Linked DNA regions of Homo sapiens: regions 1, 2, 3, 4 and 6 are each linked to region 5. The links are chromatin loops, found by intact Hi-C in ENCODE. Cell type or tissue: PC-3. All regions are shown on one strand.

Region 1 (5,000 bases), 260 kb after region 5:
CTGTTGCTCAGGCTGGAGAGCAGTGACACGATTTCAGCTCACTCACTGCAACCTCCGCCTCCTGGGCTCACTGACCCTCCCACCTCAGCCTCCTAAGTAGCCGGGACTACAGGTGTGCACCACCATGTCCAGCTAATTTTTGGTAGCAATGTGGTTTCACCATGTTGCCCAGGCTGGTCTCGAATGCCTGAGCTCAAGCAATCCACCTGCCTTGGCATCCCAAAGTGCTGGGATTACAGGTGTGAGCCACGGCTCCTGGCTGAAATTTTCTTATTTAAAATATACAATGTGAGCCTCTGTACCTCATTGCAACCTTTGAAAGCAAGAAATACTAGGCAGTTTATCCCCTATCCCCACCCCTCAAAATAGGATATTTTTAGCTTCAAGTAACAGAAAATTTGAATCAAATTGGCTTTAACCTTAAAAAATGTATTGTCTCCTGTAATCCGACATTTGGAGGTAGGCTGGGATTTGCAGTTGGCTAATACAGAGTCATCTAGGACCCAGGCTTCTCTTTGCTGTCCACAGTATTGACATCATCCCCAGACTGGTCCCTGCTGTGGCTGTAAGTCGGCTGCCAGCAGCAGTTGGAGTCACATTCTTCTCCATTTGGAGAAACAGAGTGACTTCCCTGGCCTTTCCTGAAGTCCTCAGCAGGCCTCCTCTCCCATCTCCCTAGCTAGAGTTGGGTCATATATCCAGACCCAGGCTATTTGCCAGTCAGAGGAGTTGGGATTGCCTTTCCTTAGGCTACTGCTGTGGGCAGCCTCCCTGATGCATAAGGGCAAGAACAAACACCCAAACTACAGTGGGGTTCCCTTCAGAAAGGAGAAGGTGGGACTGTAACGACCACTACAGCAAAGCCACTACAGAAGACTTTTTGGAGGAGGGGATTTTTGTGCTGGGTTTTGAAGAATAAATAGAGTTAGGAAGAGGTGAGGTGGAGATTTTAAGTTGATGGAACATCATATACAGAAAGTTCAGAAGTGGGAGAGAACACAGCCTTTGAGAGGGAACTGTGAGTATGTGAATATGGAGAATGGTTAGAGTCACAGGGGATGAGCCTGGGGAAGAGTCCATGTGTGTCACGTAGAAGTCTGAATGCCATTCCGAATTGTGAGAGCATCCAGAGAAGATATGAGGAAGGTCCTGGTTAAGACAATGGTGGGAAAAACGGAGAGGAAGTGGCATTTAGGGAAATAGGCATTGCAGGACGTTCTGGCCAGTGGGATAGAAGTGAGTGAGAAGAAAGCAGTCAAGTGGTGGATATGAACAAGTCACGTGTCCTCCAGCCACTGGAACCACCTGTGTCAGCGTCCTTCCTCATGGTTCTTCCTCCCTTCCTATCTGTGTCTCTACATCACAAACATACACATGAACACCACCTACCTGTACCTGTACAGAGAGACAATTTCTATAGCAGTGACACTACAGCAAAAATAGGGATATATGTGCAAAATATTGTTAATTTGTTGTGTTACCCATTCTGATATTAATAGCGTCCCCTTTCCTAATCTTTGGAAATCTTTTAAATAAACAATTATGCTTATTTGAGGAAAAAAATGAGTTGGTAATTTCTAATTAGCAGTGACATGGATCTTTAGTAGGAAGCAATCATTTCAAAAACGTTAGCATTTGGTTATCAGCTTGTGAGTTTGTTAGGTTCGATAGAAGTTTCACTTTGCAGTGAGAGTTTGGGAGGAAACACTATTTTCCAGGATCATGTTTCTTACAAAGGACTAAAATATGCTTAAGCCAACCTCCTCCCTGCATAAAGTTCACCTCTGAACTAAGACCAAACTGAAAACAAGGAACGCCTTGAAATATTTTGGGATGTTCTGAGAGCAAGGGATTCTAGGAGAGAGAGTTCATTTGATTTTTAGCACTTCCAGCACTTTAGCACTCCTTAAAGGTAAATGCCCATGACTTACCACCCTTATTCTTTTACTACATAGGATCTTTTTATATCACTATAAAACATTAGTCAACAAAGCTTAAAAAAATCCCGAGAATTAAAAATGTCTAGCTAGTTCAGTCTCTGATACCTACATTCTGTTTATGCAGTGTGTCCACCTGGCAGAAACATGAAAAAAATTTGACTCATAAGTTTCCGTCTGTCCTGTTTGTTTGTAACTTGCATTACGTGTACAGTGTAGCTGGATGGTGCAACAGTCGCCCTCACAATGTCATTAGTGGCTGCCAGATCCGGTGAGCTCCAAACTGCCACTGAGGCATTTTAACCAACCCGAACGCTGTTTGTTGAGATTACCCTCAAGACCACACATTACGGCTATTCTACAAATTTTTCCTTTTTTTAAGTCTAGCAGAGTCACATGCCAGTTTTGGCTCCTTTGAGAAAGCAGGCTTCTGGATTAGCTGGCCACCAGAGCCCGGTCTCCACTCAGTGCTCCACTTGGAAGTGCGGCTGACCCACACTTTGGTTTCTTAGAGTAGCCAAAAACGAGCATCTGGCCCTAATTTAGACTGAGCGTAGGGGCTCCCCACTAGCAGCAAATACGTCTCTTGCCCTCTTTCCTCTCTGCTGGGGTATAGTGTGGGGGCTGGATATCAGCAATACATGCTCCTGTTTTCCTGGCTTGGACTCTCTCACTTCCAGTAACATTCTTCTTTTTACTTGCACAAGCCTAGTTGACATTTCTGGTTGGCATGTTTGCCTCTGTAAGCCATTTTCATGACTGCTGGGTTTATTTAACACTCATTCAAAAAGTTTTGGAGAACCTACTATGTGCCAGGCACGTGATGTATGTTCTGGAAGGGGTGAGGAGAGGCAGAGCGTGAGAGGGGTGGTACCACTCCTGAACTAGAGACCTGGGTGCCCCTTCCAGGTGGGAGGTCTTGCAAAGTCTCAACAGAATAGCATTCACTTATCTTTTTAAAGTGGGTATTGCCTAATGAGGGCCCTTTCTAGCCCATCTTTTGGATTAAAATACATTTCAAGAACTGTGACATTTGAAGTGCACTGGTTTTGTGCGTAACATTCTGTGAGAGTTTTACACCATAGCAGAAAAAATGCAGTCCTCGCCTCTCATTGCTTCTATCTAGGCATTTTCTGCCTAGGAAACCTCAAGGAAATTTAAATAATACACTTCCCAAATCATACCTCAATAAAGTTGATTTCAAACAAATGAAAACAGTTTCCAAAATATTCCTTTCACGATTGCGAGCCGAAGACGAAACTGGTTCTAAAGCATCCCACAAAGGCGCAGAGGGCTGGCCAGAGCCAAAGAGCAACCCACGTCCCCTCGGCTGCAGCCTGCTCCTCACACTCATCACTGGGACTCCTGACTGGCAGCACACCCTGCCCCTTCCATGGGTAGCATCTAGTAACAAGTGCTTTCAGCTTTGCCTGACAGAGCTCATTGTGAAGCCCATGATTTTATTTCCACTTCCAGGGTGAAAATTACAACATCAGTTGGAATAGTACATCTGACTTGGAATAGACTAGAGTGGTCAGAATGATGGATCTGATATATACTTGAAGGGATAATTGTACACAACCAGTTTAAAAGCTGGTAAATATTTAAGGGTCAGGGGTTAAATGTCAAAGCCACAGTGCTTGGGCTCAGCTCCATAAAGTATCTAGAATGACTGCTAATTAAATCCAGGGTATATTTCACCAAAGGGAAATAAATTTGACAGCTAACAACCAATACTGGATTACCACCTTACAGAGGTTAGGGATCATGCTAGTAATTGTAGGTGGTTTACAGTTTTTAACCCAGTACTAATCGGGAGGATGATTGCTTACAGTTACAGATTACCATACTAAAGAAAGTTAAGTCTTATGAGCCAAAAATAAGCAGTACCACAAGCATATAGATCTGGGTCCCCTGGCTCACTTCTTGTTTAAAAATAAATGCCCTCTGGCTGTTGCGGAGCAAATCACTAAAACAAATGTAGACATGCTCACTTTTTTTTTTTCTGAGCTGAAAATTTTCTCTGTGATTAATAATTACCAACCAGTGCTGTAGCCAACTATGAAATTAGATGAATTGGATTTTCAAACCAGAGCAGCAAATTGAAGGCAGAAAAATGTCGGCTAAAGGTATAATAGTCCCTCTCCTAGTCAAACACTTGTCGTTGTACTTAGGTAATGTGATATTTTTCTCAAGTTCAGCATCCTTACATGGGCATGTAATTTGGACGCTCCTTTGGATGTCCCACCTCAGGGAAAAAGCTGTTTACCTTCAGATGAGATATACCTTATGAGCACTAAGCAAACAGAGTAATTGTAATATTTTAATAGGTATGTTTACATGCAGATCTTGAGATTGTTTCTGCATTAGGTGATTTATAGGGCTATATTAAGTAAATCACACTTGGAATGCTGTTCCAAAGAATGACTCATAAAATACTGCCATCTCCCCTTTCTCCTTTCAATAGAGAGCTCCAAGGGAAAGAGACAAAAGAGGAATTCCTCCGCTCTTCATACCAATCACAGTACTAACCAAGAAATCATCCCATTTAATAACAGTTCAGCTATTTTCGATATTTTATTTGCATTGCCAAGTCAGTGTAAAATAAAATTGTCTAACTCAAAATTTCACAGAGGTAAATTTATGTGGAAAAAAACAGCCAAAGCCTTTATAGAAAACCTCATCATCCCTGATACTCCAACTTCTGCAGGCTGAACTAATTACTGCATGATCTTTACTTGAGGTATTGGTTATATCAATTAAGTTGTTAGGAGTAATTTCAATAATGCTAGTGTTTGAGAGAACTACATAGCAAACATGATTTGCCTTAATTAGACTTTTAAATTCAGAGCCCTATCTAAGTCTGGAGCCAAGAGCTCTATTTTGATTCTCTTCTGTATTCACTTAGTTGTAAAGGGAAATTTTTTAATATGTCTGGCTCTAAGTAATTAGTTTGCAAATTTGTAATGTGAGATGTTGTAGGAGCTGAGTTGGGAAAGGAGAGCAAAGCCTCCTCCCTTTTTCTTTTATTAGCATTTCCTGTATCTGGAGACTTCCTGCAAG
Region 2 (5,000 bases), 190 kb after region 5:
GTATCTGTTATTTCAGTTTTCTACCTGTTGACTTCAATACAGCTGGGATAATTGATGGCTTTGTAGTGCTGATTTGATCCTGAAATCCCTGTGACTCTGATTGATGGCCCAGGGCATCAACGGTAAGACCTGGCAACACGGAATGGATACTGTAGGAAATGGGCCAGATCTCGTGTAAGAATAAGATGTTTAACACTGACTTGCTGGAGAAATAAGTTTAATATAGGCTGGGGACTTGGTTCCATGTGCTTCTACTCTATGCCTTATTGAAGGTGAAGAATATTCAAAAGCCATTGTACTCTTGGGATCAAATTTCCAGAGGATTTTTGACTTGTTAGAGTTGCTTCAGAAACTATGCTGCATATGCCCCAAACAGATAAATTTGAGGTATAGTTAAGTGAAAGTCTCCTTTTCCTTTTAGAAGAGAAAAACAATTGGACTTCTACTAGGGCCAGTTAGTTACAGGTACAGTTTACAGAAGCCGAATTATGTAAAGGCAAAATTGAGAAATCCTTTGAGAAATTGTCTTTACATTGTTGGCCTAAGCCTCATATGGAAATTATTAGTAGAGTTCTCAAAGAAAGGGATGAAATTACTCCATAGGATAGCTTCCCTAAGTACCTCTCAGAGTTATGTAAAATATTTGAGATCACTTTTACCATTTTTTCTCATAGAGAGAATGGTTGGGCTCTCACTATAGAGAGAAAAGTGAGGGAGACCTCTGAGGAGCAGTCAGGACTTTGTTAGCTATCTCATGTCGGTCTCTCTTGGGGAAGCTCCTTGAAGGCAGGACCTGGATCCTATCCCTCTTTATCTTTAATCATCCCTCCCAACATGCCTGGCACATAACAGATGCCCAGTAAATACCTGAATTGGATCTCCCTGCCCATCATTTCTTTATAAAATTATAAAAATGAAATCTGTATATATGAAATGTGTTCCATTTCTCTTACTATTAAAAGATGCTTTCTTTAGCTAGCACAAGACATTGCCCCCAGAATATGATCTTACCACACTTAGGTTGAGTTGTGCTAGATTTACTTGATATCAGCAAAATGTTTGCAAGCACCTTTCTTTCTGGTTGAGTGCAGATCATAAATGAAAGGAAGTAACGTCTATATGTTCTCACACAGTGGCCAGTTTCCTGATTATCTCTAGATTCTACTATTATTAGACTTTATTCCTAGCTTTATTTTTACTTTTGATTTACTTATTTATTTTGAGGTAGGTCTCACTCTGTCACCCATACTGGAGTGCAGTGGCATGATTTTGGCTCACTGCAGCCTTGATCTCCCAGGCTCAAGTGATCCTCCCACCTCAGCCTCCTGAGTAGCTGGGACTACAGGCATGTACCACCATGCCCGGCTGAATTTTTTTTTCTTTTTAGTAGAGATGAGGCCTCCCTATGTTGCCCAGGCTGGTCTTGAACTCCAGAGCTCAAATGATCTGTCCACCTCGGCCCCCCAAAGGACTGGATTATAGGTATGAGCCACCATGCCCGGCCTTATTCTTATTTTTAAAGGAAGAATATCTGAGCAGATAGAAAAATGGAAAGGCAGAAGGATAAACTGGCCCTGTTTTACAAAATAATATTTAAAAATCACTAATATACCATTAGCTTATAAGACCAAGTACCCATGGGAGTACTTGATGATATTGACATCAGCTCATTCAGAAACCTTTTTGTGTGATCATCACTCTATTTCCTCTCAGTTTTCAAGGATCTCATTTGTTAGAGGATTCTTCTAGAGAGCCAGAGTTCCAAGGAGGGCTCTATTATTATGGAAAACCGTCACACTCTCCCATCCCTTCTCTTCTCCCCTCTCTATCCTCTCTCTCAGTCTGTACCCATCACCAACACATGCAAATTAGAAGCAGGTCATGTTGTAATAATAGGACTTTATTTTTAAATACATATAGAATTTAAAGATTCTTATGTATTTATTTGACAGTGGCTCTGGGAATATCTGTGGAAACAGTGCAGTAAGAAGAAAAGAAAAGCCTTCTGCAGTACCATTTTCTGTCCCTCGTGAGTGTGATTTCATTTCCTCCCTGGTCGCACATCACCCACATGCTCAGACGACATATCCCTGTTCTTGGGTCCGTCCTCCAGCTTCTGACTCACAGAGCAGAGCGATAGTCTGTGGGTGCCTGTGTTGGAGGGTACAGGTTGCATTCCAGGAAGGTGACTCGGCTGGCATCCTGCCTCTCGGGGCATTCTGTCACCAAGTCCACAGGATACAGATACCCCATTCAAGGTAGCAGAGCTGCGCCTACTTTGTCTCAACAGAAAAAGGCAGAGATGAGGATTTCAAGGGCTGCATAGTTTCATGTGCTTTTTCTTACAGTGTGTCCTTTAGTCAAGAATTACTTGCTGGTTTTGCCTGGGTCTCAAATTTCAAGTTTGAAAATAAAATATAAAGATCTATCACTAGAACTTATTTTAAACCCTGGAAGATTGTCCTATTCTATTCCTGTAGTGCTTTGTCATTTACATCTTTGTATTTGATTCTCCCAACACATATTTGACCATGGTTAGGAGAGCACGGATTGTTTTTTGTCATTTTCATAGGAAAAGGCTGACATTGAAAGGAGAAACCCTTGTTTGATGTCTTCTCTTGGTATCAGGCAGTGGGTTCCAGCCCTGCTCTGCCAACTCCTCAGTGCAGTGACTTACCATGATACTGTGCCATGTTTCTGGGCTGATTTTTGGTATATTTAGTCATTCTTGTGAGATTTTTAAAGTCATTTTTTTTTAGTGACTTCAAGTGTTGATTGTGTAGCAAACGTATTCCTCTCGCTAGGTATTACATATAAACTAGCATCTCTACTGCTGGCCTAATACCTCTAATCATCCTGTGAAACCACTCCAGTGTGAGGAACTGAGTGTGAAGGAAACTGTAGAACATCTGAGGAGCCACATGTGAAAAGGCCAGTCCCTGTGTCCTAAACAGACTTCCTCTACATTAAGCAGTCCTTTAATAGTTGTACAATCATATAATTTGAAGAAGATATCCATTCTGTACAGGAAATACAAGTTTAACAGAAGTCGTTTCATTTGATCCTTATCTTCAAAAAAAAAAAAACCTGAAGAAGCTTGAAGACGTGGCATGGGTGGTTTAGATTCCATTGCCTTTTGTCAGTGGCAGTAGAAGCCTCATTGTAGTTAAGCATCTGCCTGGGCCTCTGGGAAAACAAAGCATCATTAACTGGCTGGCTAATGAGTCATCTATTAAAATTATCCCTAATGAATTGTGGGTTTGCTTGTTTAATTGCGCGTGGTATTGTGCTCTCAAATGTTAGCAGTCCAGTGGGGCTCAAAGAAATTACACTGGCTTTATTGAGCATTTCAGTAGGATTCTTCCTAAGTCACTGTGCCACGATTGGCTCTCTCTCTTTCTCTCCCTCCCTTTTTCGTCTCTCTCTCTTTCTTTCACTCTCCTTTCCCTCTGTTCATCCCTACCTCTCTTTTTCCCTCTTCCCTTTCCCTCCTTTCCCTTCCCCTCCCTTCAGCTCATCTCCTCTCTCTCTCCCTTTCTTTCACAGATTGTGGGGTAGGAATACAATATGAAAACTCTTACTTTGGAGAATCTGCGCTAATGGCATCTTGAGTATGAACAGCCCCCCACCCCCGCACGTGAAGGGTTGATAGAGCCTGGTGAGCAGCTGGCAGACGCCCCATTTTCCTTCAGCTGCACCCTCACGTTTCATCAGCGCTGGTCACTGTGGGCGTGCTACCTTGTAACTAGGTGGCTGCTGGTCTTCCTTTCCCTACAGCCATGTTGTCAGTCTAGAATGGGGTAGCAAAAACATCATAGGAATAAAGGGCTAAACTACGTAAAAACCATGATTGTATATTGAAAAATGCTTAATGACAGTTTTTACACCAGTAAGAATGCCAAGATCTTCAGGTACAGCTTAGCTTCCACCTGCGAAGCCTGCGTGAGCAGTGGCTGGGCGGGACATGTCTGAATGGTGAAGGTGTTGCCACCTCCCAATATGGCCCTTTCTTTATGAACAGCTCTAATGGTCAGTTGTTATTTTAAAGTCAAAGCCTTCCTTGAGCCTGAAACCATGAATTAAAATATCCAGTTAGTCTTTATTTTCAAGTTCAAAACCTTATTGCGTACTGAAAATGCATGAACTACTGGACACTTTTACAAGCTTACTTTCACAGGAGTCTGGTAAGATACGTGCTATTCTCATATTTTTCTCACTAGAGGGAAAACATAAGGCATAGAGAGAGAGGCTTGCTGAGTCTGGCCCAGATCAGGCGCGTTCATTCGGCCGACCCTTGTGCTGGCTGTACCCTGCACTGTGATGCTCTCTCTGCCTCCCACATGGCTGCCAGAGTCGCCTTTCTGAGATACAGATACTGTCATATTTCAACTTAAAACCATCACTGTCTCCACCATGGAATAAAGGCCGCTGTCTGGAGCATGCATTCTCGGCCTTGGGCAGGGCCCCAGCGTCCTCCTCCGGAGCTGGGAGCTGCTGGCCCTGCACCGTGCCGGCCCTGGGCTGCCCCTGCTGCTTGCCCTTGGAGTCCTGCCCTGCTCAGGCTCAGCACTCAGCTGCCTCTGCAGATGCCCTCCTCAGGGGCCCTACTCTCCTGGCCACTTCACTGAAGAATTGGCCATTTCCCGCCTTGTCTGCAATGCTTTATTCTCAGCCCTGTGAGCCTCTGCCAGGGCCTGGCTGACAATGCTTGCATCTGGCCCCTAGCATCTCTCACAGCGTCTTGAACCCCGGTGCTCAACTGCCTGAGATTGAACTCAGTCAAACCAACTCAGCCTCAAATCCAAGTGTCCAGCTTCTTTATGGGAAAAGCAAAACCACTGGTTCTGTGGGGACACATATTCTCTGCAGATACAGTGGATGGTTCGAGGTCTAAGGGCATGCGAGGCCTCCGTGCTGCTCTCCCTTTAGTGGATGCCAGCCACCTGCTGTAGCTGGAGCCCAGGGTGGGCAATGGCTGGCCACTGCCTGACTTGCAGACC
Region 3 (5,000 bases), 420 kb after region 5:
GAGCAGTCCGATGAAGAGGAAGAGAGAAGTGGTTGCAGAATCCTTCCCTAACTGTATTCTACCAAGTTTGAAGTATGGAATCCCACACAGGCCATTCCTCCTGCAACTCTACCATGGTTAAAAATATATATCTGACACAACCACAACCTCAGCTTGATTTAATAAAAATAACTTTGTGTCTGTCCATGTAAAAGGTCACTGGTGCTTATTATGGCCCAAAGGTTATCGTTTCAGAGCCTCATTTTTCAATGCAACCCTCATAGCAAGAACATGTTATAAGAAAGTAACCTCTACAGTAATGATCATCCACATCTGCATTCTCTAATGTCAGTTTTAAGTGATTTTTAGGGAAAATGGCTGATGTTGAAGTGCTATCATTTATTTCCCTTCCAAAACTTGCAGGAATATGTAGAGAGCTGACTTTAAAAAAATAAAATAAACTCACATTCCTCAAACAGATGCTGTCAATTGGAAAAGGCAGTACCCCCAAAATCTGCATATACCTCACAAGTGTTAGCTGGCTATCTTTATATAATAGCTACTGTATCCCATCTTGGTGCCTCTAATGAAGACCATTACAGAAATACGTTTAACATAAATTAAACTCTACATGGGAGTATTAAGTCCCCAGGCAAATTCTTTCTTTTTGGCTGGTATTTAAGATAAAGACCTCATGAGAGCTGCAGTGGATTTGTGACTCAATAGCTAAATATATGCTTTGAAGAGCGTGGAGAGGTTTCAGAGGAGAATCACGGAGAGGATGTAATGTAGAAACACACACAAACTTTAGAAGGTGGAGGGAACTGGAGTTGCTTGATTGCTGGAAGCAGATCCAAGTAGGAGGAAGAAAAAGAGGTAGACCAGCTTGTATTCCACACAGCACGCTCCACGTGCGTGACCATAGCAAGGTGCGGGGTTTCCACGAGCCGTCGTTCATCTGTGTAATGGGGGCAAATGCCCACACTTGAGAGTTTCTGAGACTGGTAGAGAAAATATGCTTGACACTTAGTAGGTGCTCAGCAAATGCTGGTATTCTTTTTGCTGAAACCCCAAAGCATCAGAGTCAACATTGACTCCCCTCCCTCTCTCACACCCCACAACTTATCCATCAGCGAACGGTTCACTCACTCTCCTTCGGAAATCAACCCAGAATCCAGCTGTGTCTCACCAGCCTCCCAAGCCCCGCTAAACAAAGCCGCCATCCTCTCTGCTGTGGATTTAAGAGCCTCACGGCCTCCATTCTTGCCCTCCTACAGCCCATTGTGAAGATAGTGGCACTTTTTACGTAAGTGAGACCACATTACCTCTCATTCAGAACCCACCTGTGGCTTTACAGCTCTCTCAGTGGAATTCCAGGTCCTTCCCGCAGCTTACAGTGTTCTCCATGACCTGCCCCGCCCCAACCTCACCCCGCTTAGCTCCTGCCCTCTTACCCCCATGCCCTCTCTCCAACCACACTGACCCTTCAGCTTCACCTTGGGGCACTGACACCTGCTCCTCCCCCAGAAAGTTAGAGGGCAGGACTGCTCCCCACACTCTTTCAGTCTCTGCATCAGAGAAGCCTCCGTGGCTTCTCTGAACCCCCCTCACGTTCTTCACCTGCCTCTTTGTGTCTCTCCTCCCGCTAGAATGGAAGCTGCATGGCTAAGGGCCCTGTCCATTGTGCTGGCAACTCTCTCCCTAGTGTCAAGGACGGTGCCTGGAACACAGGAGAAGGACGGTGCCTGGAACACAGGAGCTTGCTGATGGCCTGCTGAGTGGAGGAGTTAGTATTGGCCCTGGAATCCAATGGGAAGCGTTCTGGGCTGAAATTCAGAACACCTGGGGCCTGAATGCAGCTCCTGACCTTGATACCTACCACCTGTCTGATCTTAGGCAAGACCTTGACCTAGAACATTGGCCTCATCCTCCTCCCCTGGAGGTTGGAGGCCTGCGCCACTTCCAGGTCTGAAACCCAACCAGCCCGTGAAGTGCGGGAGAGTCTAGGTAGCAGGTGCTGTTCACGTCCTTCCTGATGTTCAAGCCTTGGGGGTGTTGCTGTAGTTGAACAGGAGCTCTTTCGTTTCTGTTATGGGAGTTTTTTGTCAGTGAGAAGGTTCGTGAACCTTGAAGGGGTTACTGATGTAGGTAAGGACATCTCTGGGGCCTGACAAACGGGGTGGCGCCTCTTGTCCTGGAAAATATTATAGTTGTGATTTTGCCTAAAACTGAGGATGGAGTTCCAGTCCTACTTGTGATTTTAAACATTTGTATCTTCCTTTAAGTAAATATTATTTGGGATGCAGGAAATGAAGTTTTGGAATATTTCAACAGATGGCGCTGCTGGTAGCTATTATCTGACTATAAAAATTAAATTTAATCCTTACTAATTTCAGTAATTTCATTTAAAAAAATTGTATTGCCTCCAAGGATAACACATTAGTTTGTTTAGTCCTTTATCTTACCAGTACCTCAGAGTGAATGGTTTTAACCCTTTTATAAAGCATTGCCAGCCCTGCAACCTGGGCAGCTCAATTTCAGAAGTTGCTGCGTTAATGTACTGTGCACTGTGACTCAGTGCTGTCATAGAAAATGTGCCAAAATGCTTTACTCAGAGGGAAAGATGGTTTGCATATAAGTACATTCCATTATGGCTTATGCCATAAATACAAGCCAACCCGGGGGGGATCTATTTAGATCCTTTAAATAGATGCAAATATTTTCTTAAATGGTTATACAAAGACAAATACTGTGACTAATCAGTGGACACAGAGAAAGATGCGTGCTTGCTAGAGTCTAAGGAGAAAATGTTTTGCAGAGAATGATGGCCAAAGTGTCAGAGATCCCAGTGACACTCACTCATCAGCTTCCCCCCACACCCTCTCCAACCATTTCCAGTTGGTCTTCCAGCAAGACCATTTTAATTATGTAGCCATGCACTTGCTTCTGGGTGTGGTTTCCCTGATTGCATACTTAAGTGCAGATTACAAATATTTGGCAGGATTCCTTCCTCTGTGGGAACCAGACAAGTCATAACACCAACTGAACGCTCTACACTGTTGTGCGGGAAAGAGGCCGCGTCATCTCGGGTTTCAGAGTGCAGAGCAGGAGAAACTGGCTTCAGTTCTGCTCCTCTCTCACAGCCACATGCCCCCAGCCAGCAAAGGGTCTGTAATGAGGGCTACAGACTTCGCTTCTTCTGCCACCACTGTAACCAGACCCACGGCCAAAAAGAACCAGCCAGAAAGCCCAATGTGGAGCGACTTCTTGTCTCAGAAAATGACTCCACGGCCTGTGCTTTATGGCATGATCACCCAGAATGCTAGAGAGAAATTAAGATTCGGGCATGCACGTCTATGCCAAAGGAAGACTTCACCAGGGGATATTCAGGAATTCACTGATAAGCTTAAGAAGATTTTTGCAATTGTTAGCTCTTAAAATCATTTTTAATTAGTGAAGCAGAGAAATGCTGAGTGAAACAGCCATACTTTTCCCCAACTTGATTGGGAAAATCTCCATCCTGTGCCCCTCCATTCCTTCCCATCCTTCCTCTTCACTCCGTTTTTCCTGGTAAATGTTATGGCCACGTTCTGAGCAACCAACCTCCCTGTGCTCTGTGCGGCCAGCTTGGAACTGCAGGTGGGGGAGGATGGACACCCATTTCCTGTCTCCCAATCTGGGAATCCATGGGCATAAATCTGCAAACGCTGGCATAGTCATTGTTGGCATGAATGGAGACGAGGAATATATTGTCAGCAGGCCTTTGAATTTCATTTTCAGATTAAACAGTTTTTTTTAATTAAAAAAAAACCCTTACTAAAGTCGCTTAGCAAACAAAGAGCTATACTGTTTGCATCATTGAAAACAGAAGAGCAATAGCAGTGCCAGATACTCCTCTATTACTTTGTTTGTTTGTTGTTTTTTGTTTTTGAGATGGAGTCTCGCTCTGTCACCCAGGCTGGAGTGCAGTGGCGTGATCTCGGCTCCGGCCTCAGCCTCCCAAGTAGCTTGGATTACAGGCATGTACCACCACACTGGGCTAATTTTTTTGCTGTTTATAGTAGAGACGGGGGTCTCACCATGTTGACCAGGCTGATCTCGAACTCTTGACCTCAAGTGATCTGCCCACCTCGGCCTCCCAAAGTGCTAGGATTACAGGCATGAGCCACCGCACTCAGCCTCCTCTATTACTTTTTAATTCAAGTGTCTCAAGGTGCTTTACAAGTGTTAATTAAGTCTACCTTTTTTTTAAGGTGGGTAAGTAGTTAAAAAAAAAGGGGGGGGAGAGAGGGAGCAGTTTTGTGTCATAGTATTTGAAGGAGAAAAGCAACACTTAAGCCTGACATCATTGTGGCTTCAGTGGCAGGCACAGGTTGATAATTCTAAATGGCAACTAACAGGAAGAGGATGAATAATTTACTGTGTATATTTACTTGGTGCCAGGTGCTGGACTCGGTTTAACCCCCAGCTTTAATGAGGTATAATTTATTTAAAATAAAAATCACCCACTAAGGGTGTACATTTGATGAGTTTTGGCCATATACAGTTGTGTAACCATCACCACAGCCAAGACAGGACCATCTCCAGCCCCAGCAAAAAGCTCGCTCCTCCTGCTTTGTAGTCAGTCCTGCCCCCAACACCGCCCCTTTTCTGGTCACTGTAAGTTTAGAATGTTGTGTAAATGGAATCCTTCAGTATGTGTCTTTTGTGCTGGCCTTCCTTTACCTGGCACAATGTCATTGAGATTTACCATGTTCCCCGGTGTGTCTGTTCGTTCCTTTTCATTCATTTCATAGTCTTCGTTCGTGTGGATGCATTGCCGCACAGCCGTTCACCTGAAGCTCATTTGGGTTGTTTCCTTTGGGGATGATACGAATGTTGCTGCTGTGAACATTTGCATTCCTGGTTTGTGTGGACATGTGTTTTTATTGCTCTGGTTACATACGTTTGAGTGAGCCCACGGTTCATCTGGGAAGTATGTCTGTGGCCAGGCTCAGGCTGTTTTCCACAACCGCTCTGCC
Region 4 (5,000 bases), 92 kb before region 5:
TAGTTGTATGTTCTCTTTAGGTTAGCAATGGCAAACACTTGATATAAGGACATCATAAGCAAAGCTGTAAGCCATTACCAAGCCTGAATTATTGACTTTATGAATGGTCTGTTTTCTACCTGTTCTCATTCTAACCAATTGTGGTCTTAGAGCTAGGCTAGAGACACCTCTGTAGATAGACTAGTATAATTCTTCTGGTTTAGGATCCACAATTGCTACCCTTTCTATTCCAGACACCATGCATTTCAAAATGCTTAGTTTTTCTTGAACTTGTTGAGAAGTCTGATGTGGTATAGAAGTTTCAGCAGTTCTAATATTTTCCAGTTTCGCACAGGCAAACATAATTTTCTGATTTTGTAAAATACCTCGTAGCAGTAAAATGAAATTTTTCTTATTCATTTCTTCTCTGCAGCATTACTTTTCTTTATTGCTTAATTCTCTTGTTTTTTTTTTTTTGTTTATTTGTTTCTTATCCAGTGATCTCTGGAACATGATTAAAAACTCATATAAACTTGGACCTTTTGGTCATTGAAGAGTCTTAGCATACTTTGACATTTTAGAAAAGAAAAACAGAATTGAAGGGGACACAAGGTACATTGGTTTATGGGATGTTCCTCAAACCCTTTCTCAAATATTTTGGATGTATTTCATTTCCTAACAAATATTTTTTTCCTATTTTGAGGCAGGAAGTGAGGATATGCCTGTTGACAGGCAGCCCCTTCTTCAGGAATTACATGTATCTGTATAATGTGTACAGGCATATGCATCTGTGTATACATAGCCAGATTTGTCATCATGGCCAGGAAATTACCCTTTAGCTCCTGCTGCAAGTTCTGCATTCTTCGTTACTTTTCTCATTGGCTGGTCCTGGTCTCAGGCTCCCTTCCAGTGGCTGCTTATTTTAGTAAATTTCACACACTTTCCCATCATTCGTTCACAGTAAGCCTGTGGCACGATGTGCATCATTTCCATTTTATAGATGGGGATAGGAATGATCAGAGAAGTTACTTTGTACAGTGTCTCCCCGATGGTAAATGATAGAGATGGGATTTGGGGAGACCTGGCTTTCTGACTCTAATGCACGCATCCTCCACTGGTACCTGTGTTGTTTCTCAATAACAGCTTGAGGAAATGAATGACAGAAAGTAAAATCTGCCTTTTAGCCCTGCAGAATGGGCTCCTCTGTGAGAACGTGGCTTCCATGAGAGGGGTGTCTTCCTTTGCCATCCCTACTTGTGCCATTGTTTCTCTCACAAGGCGGCTGTGTCCTGTTAGCACCCAGAATTAGGAAGTGTGGAAAATTAAAGCCATATTATCCTGTTAAAGTGTTTCAGGGAAATGGGATACTTTGATTTGCATGGAGGAAAATGCCAAGCCCATGTGTCACTTTTTGATTTGTTCACAGCAAAGCCAGAGCTTCTCTAGTGCAGTGCTCCCTTGTGAAGGCAAATGGTGCAGGGCCAGGCAGGCCCTTTTACGGGAAATGTCATCATTTTTATAGACCTGGCCCTTGACGTGGTCAGGTTTAGCAACTTACTTGGGACCACACAGGCAGTGGAGCTGGAGAAACAGCTGGCAACAAAGCCTCCTCCTTCCAGCCAAATGGTCTTTCCCTGAAACTATCTACCTTCCTCAGGAAACTAGTCTTTTAATAGCATCTACCCTCCACCAAGAACCTGGGCGGGAGGAGGAATAGAGGCATCCTTTGAGAGCCTCCTTCCCACTCAGTGTTTCCACTTGGAGAGCTGGGCGGCCTTGAGTCGCTTGGATGAGTCAGGGACATGAAGCGCTTTGCCTTATGGTGCGGGAGAGCCTCTGGCATCACCTCCTACTAAAGCCAGTAATGGGAACAGTTATCATAATGGATGTGTCAGTTTGCTAATGACATTATTTAATACTGACTTTATTCGTTCTTCACATAAGACATTATTGAAACTTAAATTGAGGAAGTTGCTTCTCCTAGGAAGGGTGTGGGACTGCTGCTGGACACAGAGGTTTAACTTGCAACCCTTTTACTAGTTAAAAGGCTTAAATTTTCACTGGCTTTTTGACAAGTATCCGTTTAGAATCAAGTCATCACCACCATTATCATTAGAATTGTCATGGCTCCTGTCTAATGCACTCCAGCTGTTAGGCTAGTAAGCTTGAAGATAAAGGTATGCTTTGGACACATTCTGCTTTGATAAAAATCTTGATCACCCCAAGAGTCCCTAATTTGAAGTCAGAGTCACAAAGATTGGTGTTCTGCAGCTTTCCTCTTGGTAACAGAGTGTACTTTTGTTTAACTTTTTTTCCTGTGTTTTTTAACCAACATCTCTGAGCACCTATTACTACCTTGCTTGACAGTTAAGACAGCAACCTTTAAAAGTTAATGTGGTCTGTCCTGAACTGTCCAGAACTAGGCAAGAGGTAAAGAAACCACAAGCAAACCTGAGGCATGATCTGCAGTTTATTTGAATTTGTTTTGGATTCTATGTTTACTGTAGGCATCAAACACTGTAGAAAAAAACATAAGAAAACAGTTCTAGAGACCTGCTATGGTAGATTTCAGGAGTGCCTTCTGTACTTAGCAACAGTGAACTTTTTAAGTGCTTCCAAGTAGACTTGTGCCTTGTGACCCACACTATTACTACATTTTGGTAAAAGTAAACTCTTTCTGGTCTTGGCACCAAAAGTAAAACTTGTAGAGTCTAATTAAGGTTGTGTGCATAGCACTAGGTGTTTATCAGTGCAGTGAGGGAAATAAACCACCAGGTGGCTCAAGTATATAGCATCTGCGTGTTTTAGTCCTTGATAATTATAGTTTTGCAGTTGCTTTGTACTTCAGGGAGACCATTTAATATAAACCATTGTAATAATTTATCTAGTTTTTTACACAATCTTAGAATGCTAAAGTAGAAGATTGACTGTTTTGAACTGTTACTAATGTTTGTAAGTTTTTGGGCACAAACTTATGTTTTGCTTAATAAAATAAAAACTTAGACATTATTTGTGTTTTGGCTGAAATCAGTCCCCAATTGTCATCTTGGGATGTTATGATTATTTACTTATATATGTATATATTTATTTTGGCATATACTCTCCACAGTTGCAAATGAAATTAATAGATAGATGTTTAACTTCACTGTTGAAATTTAAACTGTCAGCATGATTTATTATTTATATATTTATTTTTATTAACTTTTTTTTTTTTTTTGGTAGAGACAAGGTCTTTCTTATGTTGCCCAGGGTGGTTTCAAACTCCTGGTATCAAGCCAGCCTTCTGGTTTGGCCTCCCAAAGAGCTGGGGTTATAGGCATGAGCTGCCATACCCAACCTTGTTGCCATGGTTTACATTGTCTTATTTTATACCTTCATTCTTTAGAAAAAAAGAAGGACACATAATACCTAAGAAATCAACATGTAATTTTTATGGACTTAATTATTTCCAAAGAAGGCTTTTAAAAACTTACTTTATCCCCTGAAAAGGAAGTTGCTTTGTAGCTTTCCACTTACATTAGGATAAAAAGAATAAAATGTCAAAGTATTTGCTTTACTTTAGAATATATATGCAGCAAAGTTCAAGAAAATTATCACAGTTCTCAGCAGACCAAGGCATAGCATCTCAGTTTTGGTTCTCATACTTTTTATATTTGAATCACAGAGTTCTTGGAATAGATTTTTTTTTTTTTGGCCTGATAGCCTTAAGGAATAATGGAAAATAAAACACTTCTTCAAAAATGTAACGTCTAATTTCCTATTTGTCTAGGTCTTTTTGCTTCAGAATTTTTGAACAGAATCATTAAGTACTATCGCTTCTACAGAAGAAGAAAAAGGAAAAGACAGTGAAATTCAAATCCGTTTTTTCTTTATACTAAGTCTGGTTAAAGCTTTTACTGGAGAAAAGATGCAAGCTTTTAAGCATGTGTTTTAAAATTACTATGATTTTACCCTTGCTAACTTCATGTGTGTATAATTACCTCAGAAAGGAAACAAAGATTTTTATTGATATTATTTAAAATAATGTTTTCTTTTTCTTTTTAGCAAAGTACAGGCTGATAATTCCAAAGGCTGTTTAAGGGGTAATTGTGGCTGACAGAGCAGCATTCACGGAACATCACTACTGTGCTTGGCTGGAACAGTGTCACTGTGTCTGAAAGTCTTGATAATGTTCAGTTGACTGTACTAATTGTCCTGTTTTATGCATGGCTAGCCAAGTGGTAACCAAGAGTTTTAAACAATGGATCTTTATTAAGGTATTAATTTTTGTCAAGGAAACTGACGTGATTTGAAAGAATGTTTACTGTGTGTGACACGTGTGGAAGAAATTGTTTGTGTTTTCCCCTCTTCCATGTTTAGGAAATAAAATAACCAAAAAGTGTGTGCGTGTAGCACTTTTTAACCTTAATTGTCTTTTATTTATATTGGTATCTTGATATAAAAATTGAAATTTGTTATAATGATAAAGAAATTAGAGATGTGAAACATGATTGATAAAGTAAGGAAGTAAAATTGGTAAAAATGCTTAAAGATATAATTTAGTGTTATAATACTTTTAGCTGAAATGTTTATTTATTGGGTTTAAACAACTATATATGTATGTGTGTATGTTTAAAATATATTCCATGAGGAATCGACCTTTAAGAATCATGAAGCATATTTTCCCCAACTTTCTTCACTCTTCTTTACAAGTCTTAATTTTTTGTATTGTGAATATTATAATGCCATTTCTCTCTGCTTTAATGTTCTTTTAAAGAACATTCAAAGATTACAGTGATTTAAAAAATTAACCTTGAACTCAAGAAGAACTCAATGGAGAATACAGAAGCACCTTAATCAATAGATGCCTTTTCCTCCCCTCACACACACACACAGTCCAAACTGCTGACAGAGCTGAGATTAAGCCAGGATTTCCTGAGGCATGGGAACTACCTAACTTGACTTACATCATGCTGAATTGAGAAAGACACATCATATTTATAATGCTTCTTTTTTTTTAAAAAAAAATAGCATTTTTGGCT
Region 5 (5,000 bases):
CACAATATTAATTTCTAGATGCTATTTATAAAAATGGTGGGTAAAGAGTAAGTTAGTAAATACACTGTGAGTAAAACTTTTCCTTTTTTTTTTCTTTTTTTGAGACAGAGTCTCGCTCTGTCGCCCAGGCTGGAGTGCAGTGGCACCATATTGGCTCACTGCAATCTCTGTCTCCTGAGTTGAAGCAATTCTCCTGCCTCAGCCTCCCGAGTAGCTGTGATTACAGGTGCCCACCACCACGCTCAGCTAATTTTTGTATTTTTAGTAGAGACAGGGTTTCACCATGTTGGCCAGGCCGGTCTCCATCTCCTGACCTCAGGTGATCCACCTGCCTTGGCCTCCCAAAGTGCTAGGATTACAGGTATGAGCCACCTTGCCCAGCCAGGATTCTTGATTAGATTACAGTATGTAATTTACATAAATTAAGGTGAAGACATAAATGATACTTTGTTTAATACCATAATGTATCTCCCCCGCCCCCAAAATTTGTATGTATATTTAAAAAAATTAGACTTAATACCTCTTTTAAAATACATAGTAAAGCTTGATATTAAATATGATTTCTACTTTATCCTTACATATGGCGGAGTTTATAAAATTTGCCTTGTTAAAGTTGGATCCTTAAAGTTAGTACGGTAAAATAAAATGAAATCTTTTCTAGTTCAAAAAATGTAATGCGTAAGAATTTTTTCTGCTACTTTGTACTGTAAATCATTAATTGGATACCTTACCAGTGCCAGCAAGAAATAAATCATATGAAAATGGTTTGAATGTATCAGATTTCTATTTTTTGAAAAATGTCTAAGATCGAAGATGAGTGATTAGTAGGTATCACTTTTACTCTTTGAAAAATGGCAGAGTATGTTCCTAGTTTGGAAATGTTAATTTAAAGTGTAATCCACAGCGAATTTAGATTTGCTTTATTTATAAGAAACCGCACATCAAGCCTTGGTTTGGCATGTTACAGCTCCGTTAACAGTTTATCGTTAAGAGACTGATTCTTTAGAAAATGTTGCACCCTGAAAGGTTAGCTCAACTTGTGTACGGTTCTAGTGTTGATAATTAAAGTGAAATGTTTGCCAGAGAAGAGGAGTATTGTGTTGATAGCAATTATGCAGTTATTCTAAATGGGAGCTGATAGAGAAGAGGCAGCAGTTTCGCACTTCTTATGCTGTTTGGTATATCAGGGTAAAAAAACCTGTTCCTGAGTTTCTTTTCTACTCCCATTCCATATATTTCATTGGTGCCAGGTTTTTATTTTTTTAGTATATAACAGTAAAGTCTTTTAGAAATTAGTGGTATTGACAAAATAAACCTTTTAGGACATTCTTCAAGACTGTCAACCCACATTATTAGTACTGATGGTAAATAACCAGTCTTTACCCTGAGTGCATGGATTAATTGTTACATGGTGTAGGGGACAGGGTTTTTTTGTTTGTTGTAACATTCCCATATGGCTCACACTAGAGTGCCTTTCTATTTGTTTGTTTGACACTAACTTATCTTAGGACAATTCAGAGCCAGTATGGTCAGTCCTAAAGGGGAGGCTGAGAGGCTCTTTAGTGTGGTCTGATACATTTCTCCATCTTCCCTAGAGAAGAAGTGTTTGAATATTTGACAGAAGTTAGTCGATTATTATGTCACAATATTTGAGTTATTGGTTGTTTACATAATGTGTGTAAATAATTTTTTCATCTGTTTGCTTTGCATTTGCTTTATATTAAATATTAGGAAAGTGTTTTGGTTTAGTGATCATTTCTTTTTTTTTTTTTTTTTTTTTTTGAGACGGAGTCTCGCTCTGTCACCCAGGCTGGAGTGCAGTGGCGTGATCTCCGCTCACTGCAAGCTCCGCCTCCCGGGTTCACGCCATTCTCCAGCCTCAGCCTCCCGAGTCGCTGGGACTACAGGTGCCTGCCACCACACCTGGCTAATTTTTTGTGTTTTTGGTAGAGACGGGGTTTCACCATGTTAGCCAGGATGGTCTCGATCTCCTGACTTTGTGATCTGCCCGCCTCAGCCTCCCAAAGTGCTGGGATTATAGGCGTGAGCCACCGCACCCGGTTAGGTTTAGTGATCATTTCACTCTATCATTTGGCAAGATATTTAGATTGCAATTTAGCAAAAATTAATTTATCTTATTGGAATTATTTACTTAAGTGACTTAAAATTTCAACTTTTGTTTTTCAAGCATAAGTTCATCAAATTTGCCAAATTAAAATTTATCAGCAGCAATAATGGAAAAAATCTATTGGTTATGTTCAATAATATTATGTTAAATAATGTAACTTCAGTCATTTTTCAGTTTTATAAATTTGCTTCACAGAGAAAGAAATGGAAATTTCCAATAAGCTTTACGTTTGTGTAGGGAAGCAAATTATCCCTAAAGCTTCCTTCTTCATCCCTCTAGATTAGAGACATGATTGTTTTTGAAACTGAGGAAGTTTCTGGTGTGTTTAAGAATGTTGTGCTCTTTTATACACATAGATGGCAGCAAAGAATTAGACAAAGGAAGTGAACCTTGCAGTTGTAGTGAAAGATGAGTGACAGTACAAACTGACTCCATCAGCATAGCTGCCTGTGTCTCATACTTAAACATAAAATAAGAAAGAAAGCTACTATTGATAACACAAGAATATAGGAGAACGAAGAAGGCTCTGAGAAGCTGTAATACACTGAATTTCTGGACAAATCCCAGGTGGGGAAGCTTAATCTTTTAAGGTATGTCATCCACTCCTGTAAGATGATTGAAATCAGCTAAGATAATATGCATGTCAAAATAAAGAGACAGTGAAGGGCTGAGGGGCAGTAGGGCCAGAGGGAAGTAAAAGAGAAACCACGCACAAGTTGCAGCGGCAAGCAATAGCCTGCTGCCTGCGGGCACTGTGGAGTTTGGCCTGCATGTCTCCTCTTTAGTTAAGCAAGTTACAAAGAGGAAATGTCAGTCCACGAATCAGGCAAACATTCCCTGGGAACGTTTGCTCAAATGTCAGCATTTTAGAAAATAGAACTGTAGTCTATTATGGTTCAGTCCCCATACTGGGTTTGCTGTTAAGTGCACAAGCACAAATATATTGCTTAAGAATGCATTTGCTATTAACAAGTCATTTTATGTCTTAATTAACATTCCTAAATAATGACATAATCACTATAAAAGATGACAGTCATCATTATAATTAATATTTAATATGTGTGTGCTTCCGAGGACCTTTCTGTGGCTTCTCACAAATTTCCAAGGTAATTTTCAAGTTTTAGAATTGCATTTGGTGAGATCACAGTCATGAGGATCTAATGAAGTAGAATCATATTTAGTAGAAACTGAGATTCGGAAGTGAGTTGTAGAAAAGCAATTTGTAACATGTCCTTAACAATCCCATCACCTCAGTATCTTACTAATTATAAACGAAATAAGGGCTTCTTAATGCCACTAGAGTAATGCTAACATTGTTTAGGAAAACATTTCTCCTACCCTCTATTTTTTTTCTGGTCTACTCTCAGGAATTTTAGTACCACAGACTAATCTCTGGGTCACAAAATTTATTCTAAAGGTGTGTATAACAACGTGCTTAAAAGCAGTATCTGGCAAGTCTCTCTTGTGACAGCAACGTTATTTCTGACATAATTATTTTCTTAGTAAATTTGATATCTTAACAACCCCTTCCCTCATTTCTGAGTTCAAAAAATAACACTTAATATAATTTATTTCTCATACTTAATAAAAGCTTACTTGAGAGCATATTGCCATTCATCCTCTAGCTGCTTCCCCCAAATGAGGTTAGAAGGGAATGCGGTTTGCGAGGGTATAAGGTGGTTTCCAGCATCGTACGCTGTGTACTGTAATGGGCCTCAATGTTGTTTTAATGAAGCATTAAACATATTCTGGCTGTTGCTTGTTACTTATTAATGATTAATTGGTTATACTCTGTCATATCAGTAGAAAAAGAAGATATGTATGTAGTTTTTCTGTTTTAAGCAGTCTACTGTGTTAACTTCAGTTTGTATGCACAGATATTATCTGTGTTACCCTAATATTTTTAGTAGTGTAGGCGGTTTGAAAACAAGGACAAAGAAAATTCTGATGTCTAAACACATAATCTTGCAATTTTGTGAATTTTTAATTTAATTAAATGGAATTTTATAAGTTGAACTTTCATTATCATATATTTCTTAAAACCAGGGTGTAAGATAATTGAATTAGTCACAATTACATAAACATTTCTTTATAGGTCATTTTTGAGATAGCAAATGGGTTTTAGATTAAAAGGTTGTTTAAAAACAGCTTTTAATCAGAATATAATATGTTTTGCAGGTGACTGCGTACTTTTTCTTTTACACTTTTAGCCCCTCTTTGGCAGGCATTAGATTTAGACTGTGACTTTCTTAATGCAATAACATCGTGCAGATTATTTATGTGACCTTTTCACTGCCACGGTTTTCATTAAACGGACAGTATTGCAACACCATTTCCTTCAATTGCTTGGTTTCAAAAGAATCGTGTCTCAAGCAGGCAAATCTAAGTGATTTGTGTTGCTTACTAACTGAAGAATATTGTTTTAAAACTTTTTTTAAAAACCAGCATATTAATTTTCTTCATATTAGCACTAGAACATTTATTTTCCTTGACAATATTTTATAAATATTTTGCATGAATAATTAAATGTTGGATAATTAATAACATTTTTTTCAATTTGCTTATAATTTTTAAATGGGCTTTTAAAAATGATACACTTTATAGTTTTTGATGCCCTTTTTAAAGTCTAAAAACAGATTTTGTATGAATTATAGGGGACTTCAATGTTTTATTGGCATTTTATAACCAATTTTAATTTATGATGGCTTTACATTTGTTTACGTGACTACATCTTACAAAATCTTAGATATTTGAAAAATTTCCAGTGTAGTATAATAATAGCTTAAGTAATACTTGCCTTGTTTGTCTTTCTTACTTACTTTAACTTTCACATGGTTAATTAAGTAGCATTCCTGTTGATTAATAAACTAGA
Region 6 (5,000 bases), 150 kb after region 5:
GTGCAGAGCCTAAAATATTTGTTGTCTGGGCCTCTAAGAAAACATTTGCTGGCCCCAGCTGTAGACAGATCCTCAACATTCGAGAAAACTTTCACTTGGGTTGATTGTGGGTTTCTCCTATGGTAGCAAGGTAGTCTTTTAGAAAGATTTCCTATAAATGTTAAAGAGCATAGTGAGCCAGTCCTTAAGCAGAATTCTGAAGTGCTTTGGCAGGTTGGGGTTCTGTTGTACTTCACTGCTGTATGCAGGTAACCAAGTGCTCCAAAGGATCAAGCACTATGACCAAGTGCTCTAAAGGAAAGCTAGTTGTCAGTGATGTATGAAACCAAATAAGCTAGTAACTGATGATATACATGTAGCATAGTTTGTCCAACAACCACAACTCCTGAGCTTGGACACGTGCTCATTACGGTTTTGACTGCCTTCTGTGTCTTTTCTCCATCCCAACCATTTTTGGTTTTCTTTCTTTTTCTTTTTTTTTTTTGAAGACTTCATTTATTTATTTAGGTTTTCTTTCTAAATATATTTGTTTTGAGAACCGTGTAATACATCTAGAGATGTAAGAATCACCTATGCTAGCATCAGATCAACAGTTGGAAATCACTGATTTAGGGAATAGAGCCAATAATCTGCGACTTTGCATCCCTCAGTCAGCCTTCCAGTCACTCCGTTGGTGAAAGCAAGAGGGTGGATGGCACTTGTGCTATAGACTTGCTTCTTATGAAATGGGAGCACTTTAGTAATATTTACTACAAATTAATAAGAATAACAGAATTTTAGAATTAAATGTCTATAAGTCATGAAAATGTATATAGTAGTATATGTTTTATGAATAACTATTACTATGTATTATATACTGATATTCACAGACATTAACCAGGTGCTTTCTTTCATATGTACTCAGTTTTTTAAAATAAAAAAGTAGGCAATCATAACCTGCATAACAAATTTTGGTAAATGATGGACTGCAGTGGTCCCATAAGATTATCATACTGTATTATAATTAAAAAGTCACATTTTTACTGTACTTTTTCTGTTTGGGTACACTTAAATACACGAGTTTAGGCATATGTTATTTTATTGCTTCGTAGATATTGCTTTTTTCTTCTTTTCATACTGAAGGTGTGTGGCAACCCTGCATTAAGCAAATCTGTAGGTACTATTTTTTCAGGTGTTCACCTCCTGTCTCTGTGTCGCATTTTGAGAATTCTCCTAATATTTCAAACTTCTGATTATTATTATATCTGTTACGGTGATCTGTGATCAGTGATCTTTGGTTTTGCTGTTGTGATTGTTTTCAGGCACCATGAACTGCACCCATAAAAGACAGTGAATTTAATCCGTAAATATTGTGTGTGTTCTGGCTGCTCCACCAACTGGCCATTACCACCCCCTGCCACCGCCGCCCCGTTCCCTGAGACACAACAATATTGAAATTAGGCCACTTAATAGCCCTCCATTGGCCTCCAAGTGGAGGAAGTAGTTGCAGATGTGGGGGAAATAGCAAGAGAGCTAGAATTAAAAGTAGAATCTGAAGATGTGACTGCTTTTATCGTGTGCAATCTCATAATAAAGTTTTCACTGATGAGGAGCTGCTTCTTATGGATCAACAAAGAATGTATTTTCTTAAGATGGAATCTATTCCTGGTGAAGATGCTGTGAATGTTGTCAAAATAACAAAAGAAGGGTTTATAATACTACATAGGTTTAGTTGTTAAAGCAGCAGCAGGGTTTGAGAGATTGACTCCAATTCTGAAACAAATTCTACTGCGGGTAAATGCTGTTACACAGCACTGGATGCTACAGAGAAATCTTTCCTGAAAGGAAGAGTCAGTGATTGCAGCAGACTTCATTGTTGTCTTATTGTAAGAAATGGCCACAGCCGCTCCAGCCTTTAGCAACCACCATCCTGATCAGTTAGCAGCCATCGACACTGAGGCAAGCCCTCTACCAGCAAAAGGCACAGATGGTCATTAACGGTTTTCAGTGATAAAGTAATTTTTAGTTAAGGTTGTACAGGGCTTTTAAAAACATACTATTATTACACACTTAATAAACTGCTTTTTCCTTTTGTATTGTTTCTTCAAACCTGAAATTGTGTATCTCCCTGGCTGTTCCATTACATATCTTTATTTTTATATTTACATACATACAGTATTCTTTTTGCCACAAATGTGGATATAATGATAGCTTTCTACTGGAAATACAGCTTCACATTATCTGTAATAGAGAATAGACTCTCTAGGGAAAAAGGTTTTGTTTATTATCTCAAACTGTTTAATATCTATGAGGAAATAGACATGTACAAAAATTTTCTTGCCTTATTACATTTCTTTGAAAAACTAAACAATCAGACTTGTCATAAAGATATTAATTATTATATAAGTTGTGAACTATGGGGAAAATATTGAGAGGTTTTTTTAATTATTTAAAAATAGTTCATAAATAAGTATATTAGTTTCTTTTCAAATATGTTATTTACCAGTAATAAAATCTACTCTTAAAGATTATGCTATAAATTGGAACATGGGAAGCAAGCCTATTTAGTAAAGCTAACAATATTTCTAGTTTTGACTGTTTATTACATTAGGAGGTAAATAAGAAGAATAACTACTGTTCATCACATATGTAATGTAACCAGTTGGGGCTAATTATGTCTTAATTCTTAACATTGGCAGAGTACTTTGGCATGCCATAAATACAAATATGGTGACCTTTACAAAACTATAAATAACACTAATATGAGTGTATTCTAAATTAAGAAAAAACATTTTGCATGATAATTAAGAGGGAACAAAAAATACATTCTACCTTCTACTTTTGGAAGGTTAAAAAATTTAATGATTAGATTATCCCTGATTTCCTAATTTTGATGACAGTAGCTATTGTGAATAAAGGGTGAAACACACATAATATTCAGCATTCTTTTTTTTTAAATGTGATTTTTCAGTTTTCAGTATGAGTGTAGAATTAGCCGCTTTGATTTCCTACACTAAGAACAGCAGCCTCGGTTTCTGTGAGACTTCCTAGGGTCCACGTCCTGGAGGAGAAAGCCCTGACCCAGGGGTGTGACGGAGAAAGTTGTTCTGTGCTGCCGGCTGTTGGCAGGCCTGCCTCTCATACCCAGCAGCCCTTTGCTTTCCGCAGGAGATCAGTTGAAGATTTCCGTCTTTCGATGAGGATATTTTTCTTATGTTGACTCATTTTAGTCTTTCGATCATTAGGAAAGTTTGGGCAATGTAGTAACCTCTACTTCCAGGACTGACTGAGGAGGTGATGTTTGGTTACATGAGCCTACCTCGTGGGCCGTTGGTTACCAGCCGTGAGTCACTCATAGGGATTGGCTTCATCCCTGGATACCTTTAGCCTGAGTAAGAAATCACGTTCCCTGTTGACAGCGTATTTCTTCCATTCTCCTCCCACTCTTTCTTCTCTCAGTGTTTAAGAATGGGACATTTACTCAGTCTGGGTAAAGCATTCTCTCTCCCTGTGGATCTTCTTTTCTCTTCCTTTCCATATTTGCCTAACGCCTAACTGAGCCTCTCTTCTACTTGCCATATGTAACTTTGCTCCTCTGTCTCTGACCATGGGGCCTTGCAACAGATCCATCACTACCTTCTTCCCCCAGGAGCGCTTCCGTTGCTAAACTGTCTGTTCAGAATTTCATGAGATCCTAGTAAATACTTCCAGAAAGCTGGTTTATTTTGTATTTCATTCTGAGTCACGAAGAACTTTTTTTAATCATCTCCCAGCTGAGGAATCAGAGGGGTTTGGCTATCATCATCATCATCATCCTTACTGTGAAAAATGCACGCTCATTAGCTCTTCGTGTTGCGTTTGACATAGTGATTTAATACTCCACAGGTACTTTCAGAGACATTTTGACTAACTTGTTTAACTTACAAATTTTTTATCTGTATGTGGAAATGAAATTCATGTGTACTTCTATTTTTCTCTATTTTTTAATTTTAAAAATGTGTATTAAGCCATTAGATACTATTTTTTCCTTGAAAGAGCTTCTAGGGAGCAGCCAGTTAACATCCACCTGTAGGTATTCTCCCAAAATACCCTCAGAATTTGTGAAATAGGAATTTAAAGCTTCTTTCATCTCCCTTTTTTCAGCAATGAGGAAACAGAAGCAGCATGAGATTGAGTTGTCCAAGGTCGTGAAGCCAATAAATGCTAACACGGAGACCAGAAATAATCCTAGGAGAAGTCATGTAAATATTGTACATATTTGTGGAAATAACATATATACGAATTTTAGAGTTGAACTTGAGCAAAGAAACCCCTGTGACACTGAGTGGGCCACCTCAGCTTGGCAGTGAAGCAAGTGGACAAGTTGGAAACGGAATGTCTCAGCTGCTCTTATCTTTGTAAAAGACCATTAGTTTGCTTAAAGGCAATATTCCTTTAAGATGTTTGACAGAAATAATTACAATAAACATAGTTTTATAATATTAGAATATAAATGTGATATGAAATAAATAACTTCTCTTGCCTGTTATCAAGAAGTTGGTAATAGGAAGAACTAATATAAAAGACATTAAAAATCAGGCCGGGCATGGTGGTCATGCTTGTAATTCCAGCACTTTGGGAGGCTAAGACAGGAGGATAACTTGAGGCCAGGAGTTGTAGACCAGCCTGAGCAATATAGTGAAACCTCATCCCTACCACAAAATAAAAAATAAAACATTAAAAATCATGTGGCAATGGGAAGCTATAAAGTACTTTAAATATACCCATAATTAACCGTGTGAGATTGCCACAAATGGATGGTGTACTAGCACTGTTTAGATACTGAGCCATTTCTAGATGAGATAGGACATTCCTTTAAATATGGGCTTCATAAGAAATCATATACATCAGTCTAAACACAGTATTCACCTGACTGAAAGAATCTGGCATTTTTAAGGTTCATGAACTTGTGGTTTTGAGTTTTCGTCTTGAGCATTTTTTTAGCTGCCAAGTACTTTGCTTTATAAAATGTCTGACTGTAT

What was found. Peaks named below come from ENCODE experiments on the same cell type or tissue, not always from the same donor. Only the 100,000 strongest peaks of a DNase experiment are listed, where the experiment ranks them.
Region 1: it touches region 5 in a loop (3-fold over the local background); 6 of 110 quality-filtered maps call a loop at or near these places.
Region 2: a loop joins it to region 5, with 2.4 times the contacts of the local background. A loop is called at or near these places in 6 of 110 quality-filtered maps.
Region 3: a loop joins it to region 5, with 4 times the contacts of the local background. A loop is called at or near these places in 8 of 110 quality-filtered maps.
Region 4: it touches region 5 in a loop (5-fold over the local background); 34 of 110 quality-filtered maps call a loop at or near these places.
Region 6: it touches region 5 in a loop (4-fold over the local background); 3 of 110 quality-filtered maps call a loop at or near these places.

What each region holds. Positions count from the first base shown.
Region 1 is chr6:1,838,094-1,843,093 of GRCh38, reverse strand. The region is part of intron 7 of GMDS (GDP-mannose 4,6-dehydratase); the gene reads left to right. Among named protein-coding and RNA genes, the nearest start is that of FOXC1, 230 kb to the right of the region's middle. In PC-3, no CTCF peak of the experiment used is centred here; a DNase peak (open chromatin) is centred at 2,113; H3K4me3 peaks cover 906 bases; H3K27ac peaks cover 1,339 bases.
Region 2 is chr6:1,914,969-1,919,968 of GRCh38, reverse strand. The region is part of intron 7 of GMDS (GDP-mannose 4,6-dehydratase); the gene reads left to right. Among named protein-coding and RNA genes, the nearest start is that of FOXC1, 310 kb to the right of the region's middle. RefSeq lists an enhancer at 1-344. In PC-3, no CTCF peak of the experiment used is centred here; DNase peaks (open chromatin) are centred at 2,138 and 3,118; H3K27ac peaks cover 2,400 bases.
Region 3 is chr6:1,684,274-1,689,273 of GRCh38, reverse strand. The region is part of intron 9 of GMDS (GDP-mannose 4,6-dehydratase); the gene reads left to right. Among named protein-coding and RNA genes, the nearest start is that of FOXC1, 77 kb to the right of the region's middle. In PC-3, CTCF peaks have their summits at 2,122 and 2,330; DNase peaks (open chromatin) are centred at 2,663 and 2,803; H3K4me3 peaks cover 1,781 bases; H3K27ac peaks cover 3,648 bases.
Region 4 is chr6:2,194,017-2,199,016 of GRCh38, reverse strand. All of the region lies in intron 1 of GMDS (GDP-mannose 4,6-dehydratase), which reads left to right. Among named protein-coding and RNA genes, the nearest start is that of GMDS, 49 kb to the left of the region's middle. In PC-3, CTCF peaks have their summits at 2,535 and 2,735 (motif pointing right); a DNase peak (open chromatin) is centred at 1,756; H3K27ac peaks cover 1,362 bases.
Region 5 is chr6:2,101,964-2,106,963 of GRCh38, reverse strand. All of the region lies in intron 4 of GMDS (GDP-mannose 4,6-dehydratase), which reads left to right. Among named protein-coding and RNA genes, the nearest start is that of GMDS, 140 kb to the left of the region's middle. In PC-3, a CTCF peak has its summit at 2,487; a DNase peak (open chromatin) is centred at 2,503.
Region 6 is chr6:1,951,252-1,956,251 of GRCh38, reverse strand. The region is part of intron 6 of GMDS (GDP-mannose 4,6-dehydratase); the gene reads left to right. Among named protein-coding and RNA genes, the nearest start is that of GMDS, 290 kb to the left of the region's middle. RefSeq lists an enhancer at 2,638-3,837. In PC-3, a CTCF peak has its summit at 3,104; a DNase peak (open chromatin) is centred at 3,301; H3K4me3 peaks cover 999 bases; H3K27ac peaks cover 1,696 bases.